Linked DNA regions of Homo sapiens: region 2 is linked to region 1. A link is a loop called in an ENCODE intact Hi-C map of the cell type or tissue named here. Cell type or tissue: GM12878. All regions are shown on one strand. Links, peaks and the distances in the headings refer to the core of each region. The heading gives the core; the rest is flanking DNA.

The links. A loop is a pair of places that touch in the nucleus more often than their neighbours do. Peaks named below come from ENCODE experiments on the same cell type or tissue, not always from the same donor. Only the 100,000 strongest peaks of a DNase experiment are listed, where the experiment ranks them.
Region 2: a loop joins it to region 1, with 2.2 times the contacts of the local background. A loop is called at or near these places in 2 of 110 quality-filtered maps.

Annotation. Positions count from the first base shown.
Region 1 is chr3:186,452,036-186,464,247 of GRCh38, forward strand. It overlaps LINC02052 (long intergenic non-protein coding RNA 2052), which reads right to left. Exons shown (of 8, transcript NR_033844.1): 4 at 5,306-5,595; 5 at 4,129-4,569; 6 at 3,953-4,010; 7 at 3,401-3,738; 8 at 2,946-3,139. Among named protein-coding and RNA genes, the nearest start is that of LINC02020, 18 kb to the left of the region's middle. In GM12878, for the core only: no CTCF peak of the experiment used is centred there; no DNase peak of the experiment used is centred there.
Region 2 is chr3:186,505,576-186,516,633 of GRCh38, forward strand. No RefSeq gene overlaps it. Among named protein-coding and RNA genes, the nearest start is that of LINC02052, 17 kb to the left of the region's middle. RefSeq lists enhancers at 5,362-5,451, 6,012-6,441. In GM12878, for the core only: CTCF peaks have their summits at 5,097 (motif pointing left), 5,299 (motif pointing right) and 8,872; DNase peaks (open chromatin) are centred at 4,994 and 5,906; H3K27ac peaks cover 983 bases.

The DNA of each region.
Region 1 (12,212 bases), core at 2,184-10,183:
GCATAGGAGAGAATTAAGCTCTACGTCTTGAAGGAAGGCATATCAAAGAATTTGTGAAGACATTTTTAAACCCACCACAACCACCTTCCAAAGCTCTAGCCCTTTCCATCATTCTAGGCTCCATCCTCACCCTTGGGTAATTTTATGATTTACTGGATGAAGCAGCCTTATAAACAAATAGCAATAAAATGAAGCAGATTATAATTGTGTACTATCGTAGAGGTACAAAAAGCGCTGGAAAGGACGTTAAATCCAACTGGAATAATCCAGGGGAACTTCATGAAGGAAGTGGCATTTGACATGAAAAAATGAGAGGATTTCGAGGGTCTAAGATTAGAAGCAAGAAGGAGCAACTGGCCAGGTGATAGGGCAAGGTGGATGTTGGTACAGAGGCAGGAGAAAGCGTATGTCGGGGCTGGGGAGCTGAGGACAATATAGTGGCACTGAGAACACTGAAAATAAAACTGTGGAAGTTTAAAGAGGAGAACAGTGTGGGAAGCCTCATATGTCAGGACCAGGACATGAGAAATCCAGGAAAGGTTTCTGAATAGGAGACTGGCATGATTAGACCCATGCTTTAGAAAGAACAGCCTGGTGATCCTGTGAAGACTGAGTCAGAGGGGGACAGGCATTTAATGTATTACATTATCTTAATAAACTAACCACAGGCATTTGGCAGTAGCGAGGCCCAGTGGGAAGCCGTCCTAGTTGGTTCAGCAAGTGCCCTTTGACTCCATGGGACAGCTCAGAGGCGCGCCATTGTGGCTGCACGTTGGAGTCACCTGGGTGTTTCCAAAACACACCGACACTCAGTCTCCCCACCAGGTTTCTGATTTCACCGTGCAGGGTGGGTTTAGGCACCCCGGCTGATTCTCATTTGCAGCCCAGTTTGAAAAGAGCATGACCGAGAAAGGGAAGTCAGGCTGATGTCTTCTCAGCTCCAGGCAAATTTGAGGACTACTACTCACTCACTCTTGCCTCATTTTCTGAATTTCTCTTCTACCTTCTTCCTTGGGTCCTTGTCCTTCACTTCTGGGTATTTTTATGATTTTTAGGTTTTCCATGGTAGCACCGCTATTTTGCCTGACTATTCTAACCCCGAAAGTGTTTCAAGATCTCATTAAAATGGAAGGAATCTGATCAGACTAATTCGCAGTAAGATATAAATGATCGATGACCCAAAACCCCACCTAAGGGTATTTGATTTTAAATTTTTTTTCTAACCTTAAAAAAAGAATAATTTCACACTTATGGAAAAGTTACAAAAGAGATTTTCTAGATACTCTGTTTTAAAACATATCAGTGTTATTCTGTCTCTTCACACATACACACTCATATGTATACACGCATATTTATTTTTCGGAACCACTCAGAACTAAGTTGCAAGCATATCCCCAAATACTTCTGTGTGCATCTCTGCTATGGTTTGAATGTGCCTCCCGCCCCCCAATTCATGTGTTGAAATTTAGTTGTCATTGTGATGGTATTAAGAGGTTAGGAAATCCAATTAAAATTCCTATGTTGATTGGACGTGGAGTCTAGGTAATTAGGATTAGATAAAGTCATCAGGGCAGGGCCCCCGTGATGGGACTGGTAGCTTTATAAAGAGAGGAAGACACACTTGTGCTGACACTTGCATGCACTTGCCTCCATGCCATGTGATGCCCTGCACACTTCCGGACTCTGCAGACAGTCACCACCAGCAAGAAGGCCCTCACCACATGTGGCCCCTACACCTTGGAATTCCCAACCTCCAGGACTATGAGAAATACATTTCTTTTCTTTGTGAATTACCCAGTCTCTGGCATTCAGTGATAGCAACTGAAAATGGACTGAGACAAGCTACTAAGAACAAGAGCACTCTCTTGCATAGCCTCAATACGCTTGGCCAAAATCAGTACCTTAATGTTTACACAACACACTTCTCTAATCTACAGCCTCCACTCAACTTTTGCTGATTATCCCAATATTTTTTATAGAAATACAACAACAAGAAGACTGGGCTCGGTGGTTCACACCTGTAATCCCAGCACTTTGGGAGGCCGAGGCAGGTGGATCACCTGAGGTCAGGAGTTTGAGACCAGCCTAGCCAACATGGTAAAACCCCTGTCTCTACTAGAAATACAAAAATTAGCCGGGCGTGGTGGTGCATGCCTGTAGTCCCAGCTACTTGGGAAGCTGAGGCAGGAGAATCACTTGAACCTGGGAGGTGGAGGTGGCAGTGAGCCAAGTTCGCACCACTGCACTCCAGCCTGGGTGACAGAGCAAGACTCCGTCTCTCTCAAAAGAAAATAAAGAAAGAAAGAAATAACAACAACAATGCCATCTTTCCTTTACCCCCTTTCCTTTCTGGTTTGGGATGCAATACACAACCACACACTGCATTCATTTGTTACGTCTCCTGTCTTGGTCCTGAGACTGGGCACTTCACATGTGTTTGGCAGGAATGCCACGGAAGCAGTGCCGTGTCCTCGGTCCATCCTATCAGGTGGCACACAGTGCCCACTTGACCCAAGCAGTGCTGTTAGCTTCTGTTACCAGGTGAAGATGGTTTCTGCCAGGTTTCTCATAAAGTTAGTAAGAATTTTGTCAGTAATTATTAAGAATTGTATAAGGATACACTGTGAGGCCATATAAATATTCTGACCCTCATTAAACTTTCACTCATTTGTTCCAGCATCCATTGATGATTTTTAGCTGAATCCATGATTACTACAATGGTGGCCAAATGGTGATTTTCTAACTTTATCATTTTCTTCTACACCTATTAGATGGATTTCTACTATAAAAGAGAGCTTTCCCTTCTCCTCAGTTTTACTTATTTATATGAACATAGACTCATGACTTGCTATTCTATTCAATAGGGTGCAATAAATTGGTAGCATTATTTATTTTGATGCCCAAATTGATGCAGGTTTGACCAAAAACAATCCCTTCAAGCTGGCTCAGAATTTTGACTTTGAAAAGAGGCCAATTTTTTATTCAAATGTGTCTCCACATAGTAGGAGTAAGGTCTTGGGAGTAAACAGAGTGGAAATTTTCGGCAGCACGCCTGGTGATGATGAGCAAAGTGGCCTTTACCGTGTCAGCGCTCCCTCAACTGTTCCAGCCTCTCGAAGCTTCTTCCTCCTTCCCTGTCCTAAAATGGAATTAAGTGCTGGATCTTGGAGGCACCTTAGAGATGATCAGGTCCCTGGTTCCCAGACACTGATTGGCAAGGGCTGTGTGACTGCAACCCCTGGAGAGGTAGTTTCTCAGAATAGGTGCCCCCACCGTCACGCCAAACATTTCGGGTTCAAAAGCCCGACCTGGTGGGATGAGCCCTTTATCTGTGTATGAAGCCACCCAGATGACTCCTGTGCTTAGCCAAAACCCACCCTACTCCCATAAATACACGCACCCCGCTTTCTTTTGCAGGTGAGAAACCAGTGACTCAGAGAGGGGAATCCGCATGCTCTAGGTCATGCTGTGAATGTCAGAACTGGGAAGTTTCTTGCTCCGTTAACACTGGCTTTTTGCCTGCATTGTGCTATCTCATTACAGTTCTTTGAAAGCTCTGAAGTTTTTGGCTCCTAACAATTGTTCTCACAGCAGTAAGAATGAGGAATTTACCTGTAGGATGGACGATGCTTAAGTCAGGTGTTTGTAAACCAGGGGCTGTCTCTGCTCATTTACTTGATACTTACATGCAGTATGTTGGTTTACTTTACGCTGATCCCCAGAGTTTCATCATTTAAACTGAAAAGAATAATAATACTTATTTATATGGCCGCTATGAGCATTAATTTTAGAGATACTGTAAGCCTGGCACTTTCGCTAACTAAATATGCATTTACCACTCCCCCACCCCAAAGACACACACACACACACACACACACACACACACACACATACACACTCCCCTAATTTCACTTAAGGAAGCACTTTCTGTTACCATTTCTCTCTCTCTTACCTACTGACCCCTCACTGACAATAACAGCAGTATGCCCTTTTGCCATTGAGAAAGACAGCTGTAAGATAAACAGATGCCATTGCATTATACATACATGTCCCCCTGAGACCATTCTGCACTGTAGCCACCACCTCGTCCCCTGGGCTATAGAAATCTGACTATTAAACAAAACTAACCTTTAAACATGTAAACTGTATCCACCCGATAACAATTCAGCCATACTTCCTTACAAATCTAGACCGGACCCAATATGTTAAAGGCTTTCTGGCACTACAGTGAAGGAAGGGAACATCTTTCAAACATGTTTATAAATACTAATAACAGTACAGGGTGCTCAAGATCTCAAGCAATCCACTGCTGACTTTTTCATTAGGTGGTCATTTGTTGAACTTCAGCTCCCTTCCAATACCTTCCATTCATTCTCTTCATCAAGGACATCTGCAGTGCACGGCAGCATCAGGGGGCAGGCCTCCTGAGCCCCCAGCAGGATTCCATTTCTCCACCTTCCACTGCCATCCGACTTGCTGATGCCCAGGCCCCCAGAGGAGGAAGGGCTATCCTGTTGTTATGAGAACAAATGAAGCTAAGAAGTGGTTTGAGGTGGGAACAGCCAGGCCCTACAGACAGAGAGAGTGGTTAATAAATCTGTATTGTACTGAATTAAATAGAGCATCTTAAGCTACCTACTGGGGATGGAACAATGCAGAGACTCCTGTGTTTTTTAGTAGCATTAGCAAAAGAGCTTAGCATCGCTGCTAATTAAAATCACATCCACGTTTGGCTTCGGAATGCATAAGGCATCACAATAACTCAGCACTGAAGGGGCTTATAGTGGTTTTAAAATAAATCCACACATTCTTTGCAGTGTGCTCCCTTCAATGCAGCCTCATTCCTCTCCTCTTGAATGTAGGCTATTCTGAGTGACTCACTTATCAATAGAATGTAGTGAAAACGGTGGAATATGACTTTCAAAGATATGCTGTTGAAGACACTGCGCTTCTGTCTTGCTCTCTCTTTCGGATCACGTGCTCTTCAGGGAGCCAGCTGCCATGTCATGCAGACACTCAAGCAGCCCTATGGAGAAGCCACATGGAGAGGGGCTGAGGCCTGTTTCCCACAGCCATGTGAGTGGGCCATTCCGGAAGCAGATCATCCAGCCCTCGCCAAGCTGACAGACGACTGCATCCCCAGCCAACATCTAGACTGGAGCCTCACGAGAGACCAACCCGGAGACCCCACCCAGCTAAGCCACTCCAGAATCCCTGACCCCAAACATTGTGACATGATAAAAATGTGTTGTTTAAGCTTTTAAGTTGTGTGGTATTCTGTTATGTAGCAATAGATAGTTAATACCGGGCTCTTAATCTTTTCCATAGCAACCGTGACAAAAGGTAGTGCAGGCTCAGCTTGCACCTCCCATTGACAGAGAGCTTGCTTCTTCACAGGGCAGCCCCTTCTGTTGCTTGGCCAGTCTGTTACCAGTCCTGCTCACACCGAGCTGGTTTTGGCCTCTCTGTAATTTCCATCCCTGGTTCAAGATGTGCCTTGTGAAGCAAAGGTGAAGCTTCTCCTCTTTTATGTGACTGCCCTTCAGACAGCTGCAATTCGTGATTATGCCGGCCTCCTGTGTGCTCTTGTGCTGGCTAAAGAGAGAAGAAGGGGAGGCAGCACCTTTTGAGGGGCCCGGGAGAAGAGACATAGTCTGTCTATAGGAAAACAAAACAAAACAAAACAAAACAACAAAACAAAAAACTGCTTTATGCTCTCTTTTGTACTCTCACAACATTTTTGGTCACCAAAATGTGTGGGGTTTTCCCCCACATCAAGCAATTCTCTAATTCTCTGTAGATTTAATTGTAATTGAATTACAATTTAATTCAATTCTGACAGTAGCTAGAGTTAGTGCAGACCCCACAGGTTAAGATCCCAGTCCCACAAGACCAATTCTCACTTCAGACATCAATCGCGAGTAGTAGGTCCCCAGGTTACCCGCAACTTCTCTCTGACCTGGCTACACGGAAGGTTCTCGCAGCTGCCTCATTGGGTTTAATCGTTTGCTAGAATGGCTCACAGAACTCAGGGAAACACTCTACTTACATGTTTGGAAGATGTTCTTGCCTGTTTCACTGTAGTGCCACAAAGCCTTTACAATTTTGGATGGATTCTAGATGTGTGAAGCAGTGTGGCTGAATTGTTGTTGGGTGGAAATCCCACTTATTACAAAGTATACAACTCGGGAACAGCCAAATGGAAGAGATGCAAAGAGCAAGGTATGGGGAAGGGGTCAGCTTCCATGCCTTCTCTGGGTGTGGACCCTCCCAGAACCTCCACGTGCTCAACAACCTGGAAGCTCTCAGAAACCAGTCCAGTCCTTTTGGGGTTTTATGGAGGCTTATTGTTTACATCTTTAGCTATTAGTTATTAACTCAAACTTCTGCCCCCTTTCCCCTCCCTGGAGGTTGGTTGCTGAGGCGGTGGGCGGGGGAGGGTGTAGTGGGACTGAAAGTTCCAACTCTCTAACCACATGGTGAGTTCCCCTGGTAACCAGTCCTCACCCCAAGGCTGTCCAGGAGCCTCCAGCCCTTGGTCATCTCACTCGCATGCAGAATGACACTTATCACTTGTCACAAGGGGTTTATGAGCTATGTGCCAGAAAACGGGGAGGGGTGGGAAGAGGAAAAATATATTTTTTTTATTAAATCCCAATGTCATAGCCTGGAATTAGGCCACAGTCCTGCATGCACCAATCCAAGAGGGGCTGGATTCTGGGAGATTTTGAGAAATGGATGGCACCAGTCCTGAGCCACTAGATAACAATCGTAGCAGTAACAGTAATAATTAGTGCTGACATAGCACTTAAACAGGCTGCCAGATCCTCTTCCATGTGTTTTGTATGTGCTAAGTCATTTAATCCCCACAAAAGCTCAGAATTATTGCCCCTATTCACAGAGGAGGAAACTATAGTGCAAATAGGTTATAACTTGCCCAAGGAAACATAGCCAGTAAGCAGCAGAGCAGGATTTAAAGGGAGGCAGCCCAGCTTCAGAATACTCCTCACTGCAACTCAGTAGTGCCTTCCCTTCTGGATCTAGCTCATCTTAGAGCTGCATTGAAAGCTGTTATAGAAACAAAAACTGCTACCATTTACTGAGCATCTGCTATGTCTCAGTCCCTGGGCTGAGTGCTTTGTACACACTAGAAAAATTAAGGCTCACGGTCAATGGAACCAATCATTTAACATTTATTTATCAAGCACAGACACTGTGCTGATCCCAGTGGGGACACAGTGGTGACTCAGGCTTGGGTCCTGACCTTAAAAATTTTTCAGTCCTGAAGCGATAAATTAGGTACAAAAATAGCTAAGTTTGAGGCATAGAGCAAGAGTTGCCCTTTTGTAGAGGAATAGAGAGCAATGTTATGGTCTAAATGATCATGTTCTCTCAAAATTCATGTTAAAATCCTAGCTCCCAAGGTGATGGGATTAGGAGGTTAGATCTTTTGGGGAGGTAATTAGGTCATGAGACTGGAGAGCTCCTGAATGGGATTAGTGCCCTTAGAAAGAGGCCCAAGGGAGCCCATTTGCCCAGTTCACCATGTGAGAATGCAGCAAAAAAAGGTGCCATCTATGAACGAGAAAGTGGGTCTCACCAGACTCTAAATTTGCTGGTGCCTTGATCTTTGATGTTCCAGCCTCCAGAACTGTGAAAAATAAATGTGAAACTGTGAAAAATCTATGGTATTTCATGATAGTGGCCTAAAAAGACAAAGACAAGCATGACACACGGAGAGAGCTGGGGCTATAGGGGTGTTACCTGAGTAGGCTTTATCTGAACCGGTTCTTGAAGGAGGTTATGGTTGGGGAAGGTAGAGGTGGGAGAAGGGCACTCTAGGAAAGGAAACAGGACAGGAGTTAAGATGAGAAAAATGAGGCTTCACTCTAACCAAAGACAGAATGATGAGCTAGAAAGATGGAAACACCATACTGGGGTGGTTTTTGTTTAATCCTGTGTATTACATGTGATTTTATAGGAACCCATGGTCTTGAGACTGCTGTGGGTTTGTGATTTCAGCAAATCTATCCCAGGCTGGAAAAGCAGAGGCCCTGTGAGGACTTCATCTGGAGCAAATGAAAACTGTCAGACCCTCAGAGCCCCCAGGACACTCATTTATCATGGTGAGAAATATTGATATTAATAAGCCCTTCTGCTTGATACAATTTCTTGTCATCACCCTCTTCTCTCACCCCCGGCTGCCACCACCACCAGTTTCCATTTGGAGAATCAAACTGGCAGCAGAGAGTCACACTTCTTGCAGATCTGTTGGACACACACACATAAATACGGCAATCATTTTATGTCTAATGAATGGGAAGTGAGGGGTAGAGGTCCTGACTGTACAGTGGGAGATTTGCAAGCTGTTTTGCTGGGATTTCCTCTCACCTGTGGGAAAGAGGGAAAGACATGACCCTACCAGCTTCCTGCATGTGATGTGCCTGCATGCACTGGAGGCACAGTCATGACTCTGATCCCCAGGTCGGGGGAAGCCCTTTCCAAAGGGTGGGGCATGCTTTTGGGAACTTGTGCTTTCTGAGATCTCAAGGAAGAGGCAAATTCTGATTTCATGAGGGCTGAAAGTTGTACAATTTGGGGACCTTTTTAAAGAAAAAGAATATCAAATTATGAATACAAAGTGAGGCTTACAAAATTTTTTTTACAGTGGAGGTCTCGCTCTGTCACCCAGAGTGGACTGCAATGGTATGATCATAGCTTACTGCAACCTTGAGTTCCTGGACCCAAGCAATCCTCCCGCCTCAGCCTCCCAAGTAGCTGGGACTAACAGGTGCACGTCACCACACCTAGCTCAAAGTGAGATTTGAAAGTCACCATTTATTTAGAATGATTAAAGAAATCACAACAAATTTTAAATCTTAAAAATGCTGATAAGTACCATGAATATCACAAAATTCAGAAAAATGTTTTATTAACTGCCTGACATATGACTAAAATATATTTTTCTGCTTTTCTGGGTCACACACTCTCTAGATCACTTCTTCAAATGGCAACAGTTTTGTAATAGTTCTGCAGAGAGAAGACAATTCAGTCTGACGTCTAGCATGTTTGGTTCAAATTATTAATATTTTCTCATTGATTTTTTCAAAAGTTTCTTTTAGCTTCACAACTCATTATTAAACATGCCATTTAAATGTTTAGGATTGTTGTAAATTTGGGGAAAACTTAACAGAATATCTTTCCTGTATGACTGCAAGCCTTCTGCAGCTATCTCCTTAAACACTCTTTGACTTGAGAATGACTCATTGATTCATTGACCAGTTAGTCATCCCCGTTCTCATTGTGGAGATACATGAGGAGTTGTGTGTTATCCTCAGAAGAGCCAGTTTCATATTGAGACAGTAGGAAATGTAAATCTTTCTCCAGTGTGTTCATATGATTCACTTCTCTTCATTAACTGGACTATTAAATGATCTGGGAGTCTATTCACTATTATTCTATTGGAAAGTTATCTCTTCCTTTTACTGAATTACTGCTTTTGATGCGATTAAACAGTATTTTATTGTAATTCTATCCTTGATGTCTGAATAATTTCTATGTATCTCATTTCTTTTCTTTTTTGCTCCATTAACTTTTTCTCTGAAATTTCTCTGAGTTTCTGAATAAATACACTTAAAGATGACAAAAGATTATACCCATCGTAAATGCCAAAATTGGGAGTCTGTACTCTTATTTCTTTTCTTGAAATGTTCCAAAAATGTCATTCCAAATTGAATTCAAATGGCTTGTTGAGCTTTATAAACTTGTAAGTAAACACCTTGCTACTTATTTGTCTTTGAATTTCTCTTCTGAATCTTCAAAAATACATTTTTAAAATTTATTTTTATTTTATTTTATTTTTTATTTTTTGAGATGGAGTCTCGCTCTGCCACCCAGGCTGGAGTGCAGTGGTGTGGCTTCAGCTCACTCCAACCTCTGCCTCCTGGGTTCAAGTGATTCTCCTGCTTCAGCCTTTCGAGTAGCTGGGACTACAGGTACGTGCCACCACACCTGGCTAATCACACCGGCTAATTTTTGTATTTTTAGTACAGACGGGGTTTCACTATGTTGGCCAGGCTGGTCTTGAACTCCTGACCTCATGATCGACCCACCTTGGCCTCCCAAAGTGCTGGGATTACAGGCGTGAGCCACCGCGCCCGGCCTACGTTTTCTCAAAGATTGTTGTATCTATGTGTCAGGGCTTGAACAGATTTATAATGGTAGACCAAATGTTACCTGCAAATATTACCTGGGTGCCATAAGACACATTCATGTTAAAATGAAATTTGGGTCCTACACGTTTTGAACAGAAGTATTCCTGGAAGCCATTCCTATACCAGACAGCCAGCGGAGCACGTTGGCTCACACCTATAATCCCAGCACTTTGGGAGGCCAAAGTGGGCAGATCACCTGAGTTCAGGAGTTCGAGATCAGCCTGGCCAACATAGTAAAACCCCATCTCTACTAAAAATACAAAACTTAGCTGGGCGCAGTGGCTTACGCCTGTAATCCCAGCTAGTAGGGAGGCTGAGACAGGAGAATCACTTCAACCCAGGAGTCAGAGGTTGCAGTGAGCTGAGATTGTGCCACTGCACTCCAGCCTGGGCAAGAGAATGAGACTCCATCTCAGAATAACAATAACAACAACAACAAACCAAAACCTATACCAGACAGCCAATAACAATTCCTTTATACGTGAAAGTGACAGTGATTTCCAAACACATAATTATATCCCAATGGATGTAAATTAATATGTGCCAATTCAACCTCCCCTTAACCAATATACCCAAAATGTCCATGGACACTACAACACTACCTGGCATCAGCAAGACTATGATGGAGAAGTTGCAATGGAAAGAAACAGTGGTCTTAACCAATTGCAATAAGTGGTGTTTACTTTTAGAGAAGTGCTCAAAAAATGATGGGAGCACCATGAAAAAGCTCCCAGTGGCCAAATCTGGGATCGTTTGAGCAATGATGGTAATGAATTGTATTCATTCACTTCTGTTTAGTGATATAAATAAAATAATTGATTAAATAAAGAAATGGGGGAGAAGGAACAGTTCTTCCTTATAGAAGATTTCAATTAATACACATGGAAAGGTGGAAATGGAAAAATCATCATCTGGCAAATACCATGGTAGTAATTTTTATTGGCAACAATCACCAATGAATACGAAAATCAGTGGGTAAAGTAGGATGATAAAGGGCATATTTGTACCAGTATCAATGCACCTCTTCATCTGATACTTATTAATTACTGGGGGAAACCTCAAACTTCACAGAAGAGAAACCTGAAGATACTGTCTCTACCAAGTGGTCAGAGTTAACATCTCTAGTAATGACACATGTCAACATCATGTGCCACCTGATGTAATGCCTGAAAAAGATGTATCACAGTCATATAAGTAAAATATTTAGGGATCCAGAGGTTTTGGACATGCAGCAACATCCCCCAGAGATAAACGACAAGTTACTGCATCTCACCTCTTACCATTAAGAAAGAAGCCCCATGCCTGGGAGGCCTCTTCAAGTTCTAGAGGCAGTACTTAGTGATATTGCTCTGACCAATTTACCAGGTAACATGGAAGGCTGTCAGCTCTGAGTCACAGCAGGTGTAAGATGAAATGCCATACTGCTTGGGCCAAATGATTGAGGAGACCCTATTGATATTAGTTATCTGTGGTGGAAGAATTCACCACGTGGAGCTTATGGCAAGCTCCAACAAGAGAATCATAATGTAGACCCCAGAGTCCCGGAGCAAGGCCATGCCATCTGCAGAGGAGACCTTAACACTGTTTGAAAAGAGCTCCTGGCACGCCACTTCCCTAATAGAGACAGAGCATCTGACAAGTGACATGTGGCCAAAGCTACCCAGCACGAGCTAAGTAGCATCTAACCTACCAAGCCATAAAGTTGGCAAGCTGGGAACAGTACATCTGGGATTAGGTGTGAGCAGGGCCAGAGGGTGAATGTAAGCTATGCTAATAGATGGCCCAGACCCCAGGGCATCCATCACTGTTGTACCAATGTCTCTCCCTTAGACAAAACTTGTGGCCATGTGGAGTATGCCTTACAGCCAAGCTGATGGAGGGGGAAAAAAAAGGACTGAGACCGGTTCAAGGAAGTATAAGCTTGGTTTGGGGGTGCTAGCCAAAAATGAACTGCTAGACACCATTCCTCTAGTCTATCTTGTAAGTGGTGAAGAAACC
Region 2 (11,058 bases), core at 1,959-9,958, 53 kb after region 1:
TCCAGAGAGGAGAGATAAGATAGCTATCCTCTGTGAATACTAACTCTTTGTGCCTTCAAAGATGAAAGATTCTGATGTTTTTCTTTTATTAAATAATTACGAATTATTTGAGCTCCAGTTTTTATGGACGGGGTTTTGTGTGTGTGTGTGTGTGTGTGTGTGTGTGTGTGTGTGTATTTTCACTTTGGCTATCCAGCATTCTTTTCTTAATTGAAAATATCCTAGGGCCGGACATGGTGGCTCACAACTGTAATCCCAGCACTCTGGGAGGCCGAGGTGGGCGGATCACCTGAGGTCAGGAGTTCGAGACCAGCCTGGCCAACATGGTGAAACCCCATCTCTACTAAAAATACAAAAAAAATTAGCTGGGCATGGTGGCACATGCCTGTAATTCCAGCTATGGGGGGAGGCTGAGGCAGGAGAATCACTTGAACCTGGGAGGCAGAGGTTGCAGTGAGCTGAAATTGCACCACTGCACTCCAGCCTGGGCGACAGAGCAAGACTCCATCTCAAAAAAATAAAAATAAAAATAAGTAAATAACATCCTAGTTTCCTTTTAGGAAATCCTCTCCCCCATTGTTTTCAGACTGGTGTATGACAGATTGGTGTGTCTTGCCCCCAAATAACAGAAGCAGAAGGGTTACTGTGGGCTCCTTTCATCGGATTCCTTCTCTCTCATCCCAGTACAGCCATGTGGGCATGTGACCTAAGCCCAACTAATAATATTCTCCCCTGGGACTTTGAATGTTGAGCAGAGTAACACAAAGATGCCAAGAGGGGAGAAGCAACACCCTGTCAAGTACATCCTGTCCTGATTTCTTCCTGTTTCCAAGCAGTCTTCCAGACTTCCCAGCACTTCCATGAACTCTCTGATAACTTTCTAATAAATTTCCTCTTCTGCATAGATCATGTTTTAGGACTTGGCCAAAACCAAGGACGACTTCCTTCCCTGGCATTCTTTGAATTATTTAGAAATAAGCAACAAGATAGAAGAGTCAAGTCACCAAGAGATCAAAAAGTCAAAGGACTTTTCTGCTATCTCCCTTATTCTCCCTCAAGACATGGCTGCTTAATGACGGGCTAAGAGAAGAACTTCCTCTATGTATTCAAGTAAGTGCTGAGGAATCAGATCAGACAGCTTGCAATCCATCCTCATTATTCCCATGAGTGGTACCTTCATATTGCTTGCAATAGCCCTAAGTATGTTTCCTATGCAGCCTTGAGGTGAGACAGAGTTTCACTCCACATGCCCATGATCCACAACCCGGGGTCATGCTGTGAATCAGTGCTCTGCTCTGCTCTCACTCAGCCTCATCTATGAGGATACCCTTATGGGGCTCTCAGAACAACAGGAAGACCAGAAAAGGCATGTACCCCAAGGGGTGGTGTAGAAGCTCTTGTGCTGAGGCTCAGTTGCTGAACTGAACCCTCTGGAGAGGCAAGAGCAGAGCCAGTGGGACCGTGGAGCCCCCTGACTCATAGCTAAGTGCATAAGCACAGGTTGAGGGTCGCATGACTCACCATGTTCAACAGAAAATGAGGTTTTAGACAACTCAAGACCCATGGGGTGATATGACTCCCAATAAGCTCAGTCAATCTGGAGAGTCATTTTGATGATGTTTGGAATACTGGGGCCAGCTCTGTGCCCCCACCAAGGCACTTCAACACCAGGAGATAGAGGGAAATCAGAAACAAAGAAAGAGAAGATTCAGATGGAGAGGAAGAGTCAAGTGGGCAGCTAGCTGAAGCACTAACACATCTAAGAGGGACTAGAATCTTTCTGCATCATAGGGCAAAACTGAAACCGATGGGTAGAAGTTCTAGGGCAGCAGATTTGGATCAGACTAAGGAAAATCTTTTTTTTTTTTTTTTTGAGATGGAGTCTCGCTCTTTTGCCCAGGCTGGACTACAGTGGCGCTATCTCGGCTCACTGCAAGCTCTGCCTCCCGGGTTCATGCCATTCTCCTGCCTCAGCCTCCCAAGTAGCTGGGACTACAGGTGCCCGCCACCACGCCCGGCTAATTTTTTTTTGTATTTTTAGTAGAGACAGGGTTTCACCGTGTTAACCAGGATGGTCTCGATCTTCTGACCTCGTGATCCACCCGCCTCAGCCTCCCAAAGTGCTGGGATTACAGGCGTGAGCCACCGCGCCTGGCCAGGAAAATCTTTTAAACCAAGCAGTATAGCAGCGACGTAGGCTACTTCTCGGAGGCTGACAGAATAGTGGACAAGAGTCTTGCGTTAGGAGGCAGCAACCATGGACAAGTCCCAGCCCTACTGTATAACAGTCACATGACCTTTGTAAGTTACCGAGTCTTTCTGTTCTCATTTGTAAAGGGAAGGAAATAATAGTACCCACCTCTGAGGGTATTTGTGAGGGTTAATATTGCTGTACTATGGCACTGACCAATTGCCATAGAAGTGTGGAGAAAAAACATTTTCCAACTGGAAGCGGTCCTAGAAAGGCTCAATATAGCTTCATTGAATAGTGCCTGATATATACATATACTGATCATCAAAGTGCTAGATATTAAGGAGGATTATGCTTGTGAAGTGATCAGCACCTCATTGCTGGAAAAGGTTAAACCATGGCTGCAAGACAAATGTCAGGGATGTTAGAGGCCATTCCCACACTGAGTGGGAGATGGGACCACACCATGGCTCAGAGAACAAAGCAAGAGCTTTGGTGGTAGACAGCTCTGGTCACATCGTGCAGCTACCACTGGCACACTGGGCAAACCACAAGATCTCTAGGTCTCAGTTTTCATATCCATAAATAAGGCTGATATGTCTCACTCCACAGCACAGCCACAAGGATGAAATAATTATGTATACAGATGTGTTATATTATTTGCACTTGTTTTGTATTTTTAAAACCCCCAAATACAATAATAAAAGGCAATTATAGAATGATCACCTATGTTTGGTCCCTGGCACCTAAAGGGGTAGCATGTGTATGATGATCATTCTCTGCCCTTCGCCCTGAATGCCCTGCAGTTCCCCGGACACCGGAGCTGGTCCTAGGCTGCCTTCTGGTGGGACTTTTTGTCCTTTCACAGTGGCTGCCCTCTCCTTCCAGGCCGCTTTGTGTGACTCACCGTTCTTTGCAATTAACTGTGATGTTCTGCTGGAGGCTTCCATTAGAAACGACGAGAACAGCTACTTTGGCCTAAACAGAGTGTGGTGGGCTTGATTGTTTCACCTCACGATTTATTGCTAAAGAGACAGAAGATGGGCCCCTGGGCAGGTCATGGCTGGCCTGAGTCCTTCCCGCTGCACAAGTTTGTCCTGTGATCTGGGTCCCCATGGCATATTCAGTCCTGAGGGCCAGGCCTGCACACTCACACAGGCTCAGTGGCACCTGGCTAGACAGCAGGAGCCAGGAAGCGAGGCTGGTTCGAGGAGGTTGGCAAGGAGAGAAATATGGTTTCTTCTCTGGGAGTTTGAATCCCATTTAATTCAGGAAGCTTTAATTGAACACCTACTCTGTGCCAGGCACACTGGGGGATCAGATGTGAATTAAAGCAATCCTCACTCCCTAGAAACTTAGAATTTAACAGAGATGAAGGCAAATCTATGACCAGTCCTGAGCCTCTAGTATGCCACTGAGCAATTATCATAGAAATATAGAGAAGGATGAGATTTTGCAACCAGAGGGGGCCCTAGAAAGGCTTCACACAGCTGCCATTTGTTGAGTACCTACTATGTGTAGGATACTCCCCTTGTTTAATCTATACAACTCTGTGAGGAATGGGATTATTGTCACCCCTATGTTGCAAATGAAGAAACTGAGGTTCTGAAAGGTTAAATAACTTGCTCAGAAGTCACATAGCCAGTAAGAGGTACAACCAGGACAAGATTCTGAGTCTGAAACATGTGCTTTTTCAAGAAGGCCAGGCTACCTACTTCTTAGAGGAGGCTGAATTTGTCCTGGGCCTGAAATAAGGCTGATATTTTGTCACACAGCTCTGAGTGGGGAGGGCCTTCCTTCTGCTTCTGCTTCTAGGCAGGTACAAACCGCCTGTTCTGAGACACAGCTAATGTCCTTTCATCTTCTTCCCACAGGGGACCAATAAAGCCTGAGAGTAGGCTTGGGAGGGGCCACATTCCTCCCAGGAGGGGCTAGTTCCTCTCTCCAGCCTCTGTCTGTGATTCAGCCCTAAATACATAACCTAAATACGTAACTGTCAATTCAAATAATACCTGCCCACTGGAACCAACAACCTGGATTCATTTCACACCTGCTGGGAGCCATTAGTGGCACAAACACATTCTTTACATCACCCAAGGCAAGTTTGTTCGCAGTCATAGCAGTTTAGACTACAGCGCTGGAAGGCAATGGAGTGCTTAGAGACAACCAGGTTCGAGTACCTCTTCTCACAGATCCACACTGAGGTACAGAGAAGGGAAGGGGCTGGCCTGAAGGCTTCGAGGAGAGACATAAGAAAGGACACCATCTTCTCCGTGCTCCACACCTGTTGGGAGGAGCAGGATGAAGATTCACTGAGCACTATTTCTGAGTCTGCAGGTATTTGCCCTTAGTGTTGTGCTATCTCATTCATCCTCATCATAGCTCTGATTCGAGGTCCCTGCACACCCTTTCCAGATGGGAAGCCTGATAAGCTGAGGGGTCCTGGGAGGTGTCCCAGGTCACATGAGAAGAAGCACAGCCAAGGTGGGAGCACACACCTGCTGGCTCCAAAATCCCACCATGGAATGAAAGGAGGCAGTTGTTCCCCTCTCTCTTTGAACTTGCAAAATGGGGTTGGGTTGAGTTTGGACCCAGGGGGTCTATGACACAGTTTCTCCAGCTCGGAGGGGCCCAGCCCTGGCCTTTCCCATGGTGTGTCTTCTGAGCTGCGTGAAATAATGTCCAGCCCTGGGCAGGCATGAAGTGACATGCAGAGGCTGTGGAAAGTGTATCTACATTTCGTGCTTTGTTCCTAAATGACTCATGCAGCCCACAGAACAAAATTAATGTCTTGTCCAGCACCAGCAAATTGCATTTCTTTCTTTGAAAAATCAGTCAGGCTGCAAAGGGCCCTGGTTTATTCTGGGGACATGGAGCCATCCTGTGGCTGCTTCCACTGGACAGGCTGGAAACAGCAATCAGGCCCCTCGGAAGGGCCCCTTCCAGAGGTGGTCTAAGCCTTGTGCTCTGCTCCGGCCAGACCCTCTGCTCCTGCCAGTGACAGGTTGTTACACCCTTGTCTCCTCTGAACCGATGTTCCACATATGATCAAGTGCTTTCCAAGCCCCCGTACCACTCCCCTCACACGGCCCCTCTCCCCTGCAGGTGGCAGACTTACTCATTCTCATGCTTCAGCTCCAGGGGTTCCCCTGTATGAGTCTTCTCTGCCCGCTCCCACACCCCAGGTAGCATTGCCCCTGCTTGCTTTGTGCCCTCACTGTCTCCACATATATACACATCTCTTACAATAATATTAAATACCAGCCAACATTTATATAGTACTTCTTATGTACCAAGTACTGTTGTCTATCTATCTATCATCTATCTATCTATCTATGTACACACACACTCATATTATCTTCACAATGCTATGAAATAGGTATTATTGCTGTCCATTTTACAGATGGGGAAACCAATCTATAATTGGTTTAGTGAGATTTACTGAGCATATCTACAGGTATTTGTCCTTGGTTATAGGAAACCAATCTGTCACTGGTTTCCCCTTCTGTAAAATAAGTTAAATAATTTGCTTAAGCTCACTCAGATAGTGTGTGGTTGAGTCATAATCTGAGCTACTCTCTGGCCCAAACTGCTTATTGTAACCACCACATCATATGGCCACTTCAGCACCAGTCACACCTCATTTTACTTGTTGATGTCTCAGTTTTCCCCTCTATTCTGCGGGCTACTTGAGAAGACTTCTGTCTTCTTCCTCTAGGTATCTCTGTGCTTGACTCAGTATCGAGACCATAGGTGTGTGGGTGGGGTTAATCCACACTTGCTGAACACATGTGTCCGTGCCCAATGTCCCTGTGCATAGTGGCTACTTCCCATGGTTCACACGCATCTTCATGGCTCTTGTTTCTTCCATTCACCCATCCCATGTCCCTGGCCCTGTTCTCAGTGCTGAGGATGGAACCTCATTGCTGCTGCTTCCAGCCCTGGCCCTGCCCCTGTTTGGGGCTCAGTGCTTCATCCCGTGGAGCTCAAGGGGTGCTGTGGGTACTGACAAACTTGTACCCCATTCCTAGTTCAAATTTTTCTTTGCCTTTCAAAGGCACTTGGTGTGTGTTCATACATTCAACTAATAATGTTTGGATATCCACCACACATCAGGCACTGTTCTAGGTGCTGAAAACACAGTGCGGGGACAAGAACAAGGTCCCACCATCGTGGTGTCACATTCTGCTTGGGGAGACAGACAGTAAGCCATCAGCAGCTGAGTAGTAATACAGTGCCACGTGGTGGTCAGCACCGTGAAGAAGAAAGCCAGATAATGGCAGAGAGTAAGGGGGTGGTCAGGGAGGGTTGTCTCTGAGGATGTGATATTTCAGCAGAGACCAGATGAAGAGAGGGAGAGAGGGAGGCTGATATCTGGGGGAAGAGTGTTCCCTGGCAGAGGGAACAGCAAGAGCCAAGGCTCTACAGTGGCTCATATGGGGAGAGATTGAGAAAGCGTGAAGCCCACTAATGCAGGCGCAGAGTGAGACAGGACAATACAGTAGCAGAGCCTGGAAGTCCTCAGGGGGCATGGAGAGCCTTTGCAATTTTATTCCCAATGTGTTAGAAACATCTCAGAGGGGCTTGTGCAAGGGGCCGGCACAATCTGTGCCATGTTTTAAAAACTTGAAAGCATGAGTTTATGTATGTGCTGTCCCCCTCAGTTACGAGATCAATAGTGGCGTTTTTAGTGATGTTTTCTTAGGAGTTCTTTCTGTTGCCACTGCTATTTCTCAACACCCCCCTCTCTCCAAAGCCCACATTGTTTCTCTCATGGACTCAACTGGCTTCAACTAGAACTTACAGTCTAATAAGAGACACAACCAAGTAAACATTGGACTGCTGGTGATATGAACTGTGATAGGGCGGCTTTGGGGACTGTGGAAGCACAGAAAAGGAGCTGCTCAGACACAGAAAGCCAGGGATGGCTTCTGGAGGCCAGGGCATCTGACATGAGTCCTGAAGGGTGAGGTCAGCCGCATGAGAATGCTCTAGGCAGGGGAAACCACGCATGTGAACTGAGAAACCGTGACGCTGCTGTCACAGTGGCCTTGCCTGGGTCCTTAGTTCCCTCACCCCCATATCCTTCAGTCCCCACCTAGGCAACTCCAGTGCTAGCCAGGCTGGGTAAATCCTCTTCCACTGCTGAACACTGCTGTAGAAATTTGCCATCCCTGGTTCCAACACAAACTCACACTCTAATCCCAGCTGGATCTTTGGCCATTCGGTACTCCTTCTTTCCATGATAATTAACTGCCTGCCACATTCCCAGCAGCACGTATTCCAGGCTTCTATTTTCTTCCCACCTACCCCACTCACTGAGGGTGACCTGACCTCCTATTATGATGTGCCTCCCACTCCTCCTCCCACTGTGATCTCCACCTCAAAGAATGTTTGTCTTCAACCCCATCTCCTTCAAACGATCTCAGAAAGAGATACGATTATTCTTTTTGAGATTAACCCCTTGGAAAAAAAATTGAGCATTTATTTTGCCTTGCCTGGATTGTATTGCAGGGTAAGCAAAAAGCCCAGGTTGATAAGGGAAAGTTCTTTTTCATAAAAGCTTAAAAATTTGAATAGAGTGCAGAAGTAGAAAGTCATCTTTTTGCAATCCCATTTGGTTTAGGCAAAAATCATAAGCAGATGAAACAATCAGACGGTTTATTAATGGGGGACTTTCCATGGAGAGATAAAGCTGCCACAAGCTGATCCTGCTGCTCAGTTTTATCACGATCGCTAACAATGGCATCAACAATGCTATGGGTTTGCCGATGAGATGAAATATACAATGGGTGGCACTTTGCCTGCACATTGGAATTGTCTGGGGAGCTTTAACTACTGATGTCTGGGATCCATTTCCACTGATTATGATTTTAAATGCCTGGGATGTAGCCTGGGCATAGAGATGGTTAAAAACTGCCTCCAGCTGATTCCAATGAGATGCCAAGGTTGAGACCACTGCCAAATGAAGTACAAGGCTTCAGTGTGAACTGTGCTAGCTCCCGCAAGAGTTGAGTCTCATCAAGCCTTTCAAGTTCATCTGTAGCTGAAAATATTTTGGGGCATAGGGAAACAAGTTAAGGGACAATGTGAGGAAGACAAATCCAGAGTGTAGCTCGTTCTGTCCAGCAATGGACTCACTGTATTTTTTCAATAATCCAATACCTTTAAAAAGGGGAGGAGGGACAGTTACAAATTAAGAGATTCAAAGATATAAGAACCAAATGCAGGATTTTGGATCTCGAATGGAACCAATCATTTTTATACAACTGGGGAACCTTGATTATGAACTGGATATTAGATGCTACCAAAGAGTTAATGCTAATTTATTAGGTATGTAATGACATAGTGTTTATGTAAGAAGTGTTTTTTAAATCCATGGTTTTTTAGGTGTAAAGGGGCAGAATAATAGGGGGGCTAGGATTTACTTTAAAACATTTCAACAACAACAAAATGAAGCAAGTGTGACAAAATTTTAGGAATTACTAAATCTGAATGATGAGCATATGCGTGTTCATTATTTGAGTTTTTCATTTTTATAATAAAATAAAACAAGTGAAGCCCTCTGCATTTCTAGTGTGAGATATCATTAGTACTAGTATTATTACATCTGTTCCCTCACTTCATGATTGCCGCCGTAATCAGCAGCAGCAATAGCACCAGTCAGGTGTGATTGGGACTGTGCTGGTGCTGTAATTCCCCTGCAATCCAGTAGGGTGGATGTTGTTATCCTTGCTGTACAGATGAGAAAACTGAAGTTCAGAGGGATTAGGTCACTTGTTCAACATTGCCTGGCTAGTAAGGGGCAATCAGGATTAGAAGGCAGATGTAAGAGCCTCTGATCTTCATCACTATGCTCTGCTATTGTCTTCCCTCTTTCTCCTTGGCTCATCTCCTGTCTCTCCCTCTCCACCATCTCCTTCCTCTAGGCTCCTTCCTCCTGCAAGAACATTCCCTTCCACCCACCCCTTCTGTGGCACAGTCATTTCTTTCTTCTCTTCCCTCCCCCACACTGCTGGGAACAGTCATCTACACTTACCTGCCTTCTCATCCTCACACCCATTCATTTCTTAGTTTCCCATACTCTGACTTCTACTACCCCAAGTTCATAAAGACCTCATGAACACAACCTGGAGAACGCCCTCAGCCTCATCTCACCTCCCTGCAACACATGGCTCACTTGTCTGCTTCTTCCTTCTTAGAGTCCTCTCTCTGGTTGACCTGTCAAAGATGGGATTCTCCTGTTAACGACCCTGACTCCTTTGTCTCCTTCTACAAAGATAATGCACTGACTTTCCAAATGTACTAACTAGTATGATCATCACTGTCTACTGTTGCATCGAACCACTACTAACCTCAATAGGGAAGGCACCAGGTTCAAGAGGCCAAAGAAGAGACCCAGAGCCAGCAAATGAGACATGGGGTTTTATGAGGGGCTCACATAGAGGGGAGAGAGTCCAGTGGCAGTGGGCTGGGCAGGAGAACCACCTTACACGTGGTCCAGTGGTGGGAGGCTGGAAAAGAGATCTGTCTTGCCTACAGTTCAGTGGTGGCGGGTTGGGCAGGAAAACCACAACTGCCTGCAAACATCATGCAGTTTACATAACATTGTCACTTAGCAGCCTCCCCTAACGACCTCCACCTGGCAATCTTCATTTAACCCAAAACTCAAGGCCTCAATCCCCTGTATGGACCATGTTTCATGGGACAGGCCAGGGGCTCAGAAGTTTATCATAGATAAGGAATGAATCTCCGGGTTGGCCACTCCTGGATTCCCTAGCTTGGAACACACATTCAAGTGTATCTGCCATTCTGAGTGTATTCTTCAATTATTGCTGTCAGGTGTGTTGACCCTCTATCTACATAAGTATTTCTCAAACCAGGGCCCTACGATCAGCATCAGCATCACCTGGGGTATATGTGAAAAATGCAGCTCCTGGACCCACTCCTAACCTTTTGAATCAGACTCTCAAAGTTAGGTATGCATTTTTAATAAATTCTCCAGGAGATTCTTCTGTTCCTAGAGTAACAGTGCTTTCCCGGTAGCCCAGCCTTTCCAAGGCCTCCACCTGCCACTGGCAGGCTGATGACTCTGAATGCTGCAGATTCATTACAGTCTTCAGGCTTCTCTCTTGAAACCCAGTCTCCTGTTCTACTCCGTCCTCCTCATTCCCCACATATGATCCATTGCTCCACCCTGTTAACTTTGTTTCTGGGCCATTCCTTGTATCCACCATCTCTCATTGTCCCATTGGGCCCCACTGCCCTGCCCTTGGTGAAATTCTCACCCTCCCTCACCTGGTCTGTTGTCTTAGTTTTCTGAGAGGTCCCTTTGTCCCCAGACTCCCCCATCTACCAACTGTCCTCCATATCCCTGCAAGCATGTGCTACAGCGCTTGTCTAATTATATGGATTTCCCAACCCTGCAACATGCAGTGGTCCCCTACGGCCTGTTGAGGAAAATCCACATTCCTCCATGGCCCCACCCCCACCTACCTGCACAATCTTATCTTCCCTTTAGATTTAAAATGATCAAGACTAATACTGCTTTTTATTCTCCACACACATCAGTGCTTTGCTCATGAGGTCTCTCTTTTTTTTCTTTTTCTTTTTTAGATAGAGTCTTGCTCTATTGCCCAAGCTGGAGTGCAGTGGCATGATCTCGGCTTACTGCAACCTCTGCCTCCTGGGTTCAAGTGATTCTCCTGCCTCAGCCTCCCAAGTAGCTGAGATTACAGGCACCTGCCACCATGCCTGGCTAATTTTTTTTTTATTTTTAGTAGAGAGAGGGTTTTGTGATTTTGGCCAGGCTGGTATCAAACTCCTGACCTCAAATGATCCACACTCCTTGCCCTTCCAAAGTGCTG